Linked DNA regions of Homo sapiens: region 2 is linked to region 1. Evidence: read pairs that join two places in POLR2A ChIA-PET (ENCODE). Cell type or tissue: HepG2. All regions are shown on one strand.

Region 1 (2,500 bases):
CAACTCCAATGTCTCAGGGCTCTGTGTGTGCCCACAAATGGCCACAAAATCGTCCACAGTATTGACTTAGGGGTTATAAGTACATTTTATCAAGTAAATGAATTCAGAAATATGGAATCCACGAAGAATAAGGATCAACTATGACAAAGAATTGGCATCAAAAATATATAAAGGCTGGGTGTGGTGGCTCACTCCTGTAATCCCAGCACTTTGAGAGGACGAGGCAGGTGGATCACGAGGTCAGGAGTTTGTGACCAGGCTGACCAACATGGTGAAACCCTGTCTCTACTAAAAAATACAAAAATTAGCCAGGCGTGGTGGTGGGTGCCTGTAATCCCAGCTACTCGGGAGGCTGAGGCAGAAGAATACCTTGAACCCAGGAGGCGGAGGTTGCAGTGAGCCAAGATCATGCCATTGCTCTCCAGCCTGGGTGACAGAGTGAGACTCCATCTCAAAAAGCAACAACAAATTTATATATATATATATATATGTATGTATATATGTGTGTATGTATGTATGTGTGTGTGTGTATATATATATATATATATATATATATAGAAGTTATACAACTCAATAACAAAAAGACCAACAACGAATTTTTTTTAATGAGCAAAAGATTTGAACACATTCTTCACAAAGGAATGAACACCCTTGGCCAATAAGCACATGAAGAAAGGCTCAGCACGGTTCACCTACAGGAACGTGCAGATTCAAACCACATGAAGGTGCCACGGCACACCCACGAGAGTGACCGGAGTGTGAATGCGCAACAGCGCTCGGCATCGGTGAGGTTGTGGTGGGTTGGTGTAGGACCCCCACATGCGGTTATCGGGAATGGGAAATGGTCACTGCTCTCAAGAGACTTCCCAGCAATTTCCTGTACAAGGTACAAGTAAACATTAGTCACGTCTGATTGAGCAAGTCCACTCCTAGTGCTTACCCAAGAGAAATGGAAGTCCTCTCTCTCTCTCTCTCTCACACACACACACACACACACACACACAGACTTGCACACAAAGTTTCATAGCAGCTTTGTTCCCGGTAGCCCCACACTGGAAACAGCCCAAGTCCAGGGCAGTCTATGGTCTATGATCCCCTCCCCCTGGGCCACTGCAACCTGTGTTGCAGCTCACCCACCCTAGAGGGCAAAGGTGGGGAAGTGCTGGGTGCTGCCGGTGACATCACAACAGCGTCTGAGCTGGGGATGACACTCCCCCTCTGCAGAGTCAGAACACCCCCACCGGGCCAGCCAGTACCTTCCACGCCGGAAAGCACTCCACCTCCACTACCTCCCAGCTGACCTTCCAGGTGAGGGATGCCAGGCTGACCCCTGGTCCTGGAGCTGTCCACCCTTGTGCCTCATTCAAATCCCATCTGTCCTTCCAGGACCACCTCCTCCAGGAAGTCGACTCGCTGACCCCAAGCCACCTCTGACCTGCCCGTAGCAGGCATGCCTGCTCCCTCCTAATCATGTCTGTCCTGCACAGCTGGGGTTTCCTTGGTTTCATTTTAACTAACATTAACTGACCACATCTTAGGCCCCAGACTCTAAGCTAAACACTTGAAGTGCATTTCCTTATTTAATCCTCTCACAACCTGCCACATGGCATTAGGGTCCTTATCTTACAGAGGAGGAAGCTGAGGTGAAGGGAGGTAAGGCACACGTGTCCCTAGTCAGCCAGCTGTTTCATCAAGATTCAAACCCAAGTCAGGGAGGGAGGAGGAGCAGGTGCCCCAAGGGAAGGGGGAAGCTGCTGCCAGAACTGGGGTAGGGGCAGAGGCAGGTGGCATCAGGGGCTCTCAGCCAAACTCAGCTCCCCAGGGGGACAGAGGCACACCCGGAGGGCTTGGCGGGAACATCAGTAGCGTGCCCAAGGGCACCCACTTCCCAGGGCTACTCCTGCATGGGCAGGACACGCCAGCAACAGCAGCCTGGAGGAGTGGGGACCAGTGACCCTTCTTCAAATTGCCAGGCCTCAGTGTTCTTCGAAAACCCCAGAGGGGCCTGTGGTAGTCCTGGAAAGCCAAGAGCTGCTGGGCCAAACTTATTTGATCTCAAAAAGAGAAGAAATGTGTAATTTCCAGCCCTGAAAGGTTGTGGAGCACACCACAAACACCTGTCATAGCTGTGTGAGTATCTTTACTTTTCAGGCATGCACGGTTCATTTCGTTTCTTCACTGAGACTTGACGGAGGGCCTTGGTATGTCAGGAACATCTTTAGTGTCTGGGGAACAGAGGTGAAAAAGACATAAGGTGCCCACTTGTGCAACTGACACACAATAAACACAAACAAGAGAAATATCAGGGAGTAGCCACTGAAATGCAGAAAGTTAGGGAGTGAGTATCCTCGGGACACACCAGCTCCTATGGGTGGAACAGTACCCAGGGTGTCTTGGGGTTTCCACGTGAAGGAGCAGGGAAGTGCTCGGTGAGGTCCCTCAGGCTAGCAGGGCCTGTCCCGGGAAGTAGGAGGGCAGGGAACTGGGGAGGAGGCCAAAG
Region 2 (2,500 bases), 450 kb before region 1:
TAAAGTATTTTTCTCAAATCATATGACTTTAATCAACACATAATATAATCAATTCTTTAAAAATTTTTCTAATGTAATACTTTTTTCTTTTTTTCTAGCTCAAGTCACTGGATATTTTTTGAGTATTCATTATGAAATTTGAAATAAATCTTAACAGAGATAATGATACCAATTATGATTCTTGTATTACCACATCAGTACATTAACTGAACACTTAACTATATGCAAGACATTTCAGGGAGGGCTCAGCATCTATATTAACTCTCGTTCTCATAAAACTCTTGCTAATTACTTATCATTAATCCTAGTGTATAAAACAAAATGAGAGCTTATGACAAGTATTCATGATCATAGAGCAGGGAAACTTGAAAAAGCTATTTTGGGCCAAGCGCGGTGGCTCAAGCCTGTAATCCCAGCACTTTGGAAGGCCGAGGTGGGCAGATCACGAGGTCAGGAGATCGAGACCATCCTGGCTAACACAGTGAAACCCCGTCTCTACTAAAAAATACAAAAAACTAGCCGGGCGTGGTGGCGGGCACCTGTAGTCCCAGCTACTAGGGGGGCTGAGGCAGGAGAATGGCGTGAACCCGGGAGGCGGAGCTTGCAGTGAGCCGAGATCGTGCCACTGCACTCCAGCCTGGGTGACAGAGCGAGACTCCGTCTCAAAAAAAAAAAAAAAAAATAAGAAAAAGTTATGTTGATTCCAAAGCCTAGACCTTCTCTTGACACTCAGAAAACCAAGCCATATAAAACAGCGTAGATGCAGGGCTGAAATGTGCAGAGGGTTCAGTCCACAACCACGCAGAAGAAAACAGCTGGCCAGAGGCAATAGGAAAGTCTTCGCGCAGCAGCCTAGACTGATCCGAGGTAGTCAGTGCTTTTTAGGGGCAGAAACGTCTATGTCTTTCCCCCCAGAATGGCTCTGATGAAGAAGCAGGTGAGAAAAAGTGTGATTGCCCCACGCCTTGTTGTCTGTCTGAAGCACTGTTTGCTTTCTCTTTTTCTGCCCTGAATATAGCTTTAATTTAACTCAATGGAGTCCTGTGAGCTGCATTAACAAATGATACCCCAGATAGCTTAGGGCCGTGTGCTAAAAATGAGTTCCCAAAGAGGCTACAAACCATGGAGGGTGGAAATATTGGGAAACTCCTCATAATACATTACTTTCTTAGATATTCATATTCCACATCGTGCACTAAACATCTAAGAAGTCCTATAGTCAAGAAACTTGTTAGATTTAACTGGAATTTCCCAAACTTTCATCATGGCTGAACCATCTTTCATACAATGCCCATTCCCTGTTAATGGAATGAACACAGAATCCTTGTAGACTAGAGAAGCAAACACGCAGTGTTCTGGTGTGCCCCTAGAGGATGTAACCACCCCAAATCAAGGGCCATCATTACAAGACGAAGGGTCCATGCAGCCACACTCTGCACCCTGATGTCTGGTCGGACGCTGGCCCGTGAGTGCCCCGGGAGCCCGGGTATACCGGATGAGGTGGCTACCGCAGAGGTTCTGGATCTTCCCCCGGTCCCTCTGATGCTGGGCCCTCCTGCTGTGGTGCCGGGCTCTCTCTTCCTTGTGCTTGTCACACCTGGCCTGCATTCTCTGTGTGCTTCAGAGCAAGACTTCAGTGAGGCCACCAGACTGGTTTTCAGGTTGCATTTCTGTCCTTGGTGCCATCTACTGGGTTGTCCCTCAGCCCTGTGCCTTTAATCTCACAAATCCACCCTGCCTAACCCACCCCCAGATTCCTGATGCGCGCCGCAGACTCTACCTGCTGGAGTCTTCCGACCTTGATGGACTAACCATGGCCACCAAATATGTTTCTATAACTATCCTGTCTTCCTTAAGGGCCAGACAGCTCAGCCTTCACAGTGGAAAACATGTTTTCTAGCTGCTATTCTTCAGCTTGTTTTAACCCATGGCCCCTTTGGTAATTACAAAATATCATGCCTTTCATTAACTTCCTTTGAAACTTTAAAATTAATTAAATACAGGTTGCGATGAGCCAAGATCGCGCCATTGCACTCCAGCCTGGTGACAGAGCAAGTCTCGGTCTCAAAAAAAAAAAAAAAAAAAGCCAGTGGCGGTGGCTCATGCCTGTAATCCCAGCACTTTGGGAGGCTGAGGTGGGCAGATCACGAGGTCAGGAGTTCAAGACTAACCTGGCCAACGTGGTGAAACCCCGTCTCTACTAAAAATATAAAAATTAGCTGGGTGCGGTGGCACGTGTCTGTAATCCCAGCTACTCAGGTGGCTGAGGCAGGAGAATGGCTTCAACCCGGGAGTTGGAGGTTGCAGTGAGTGGAGATCACACCACTGCACTCCAGCCTAGTGGACAGAGTGAGGCTCCATCAAAAAAAAATAAATTAAATTAAATTAATTAAATATTACAATGAAAAACAAATGTAACTGACGTCTGCAACTTACTCCAAAATACAATGCATAAGAGGAATTCATGGGTGGATACAGGCATGGCTAGCAGCACGCACGT

What was found. Peaks named below come from ENCODE experiments on the same cell type or tissue, not always from the same donor. Only the 100,000 strongest peaks of a DNase experiment are listed, where the experiment ranks them.
Region 2: POLR2A ChIA-PET joins it to region 1 with 5 read pairs; 2 of 35 experiments call an interaction of 5 or more read pairs at or near these places.

Annotation. Positions count from the first base shown.
Region 1 is chr9:89,555,229-89,557,728 of GRCh38, reverse strand. LOC124902207 (a long non-coding RNA gene) reads right to left here. Exons shown (of 2, transcript XR_007061655.1): 2 at 586-2,225. Among named protein-coding and RNA genes, the nearest start is that of GADD45G, 49 kb to the left of the region's middle. In HepG2, no CTCF peak of the experiment used is centred here; a DNase peak (open chromatin) is centred at 978; H3K4me3 peaks cover 692 bases.
Region 2 is chr9:90,009,961-90,012,460 of GRCh38, reverse strand. No RefSeq gene overlaps it. Among named protein-coding and RNA genes, the nearest start is that of MIR4290, 12 kb to the left of the region's middle. In HepG2, no CTCF peak of the experiment used is centred here; no DNase peak of the experiment used is centred here.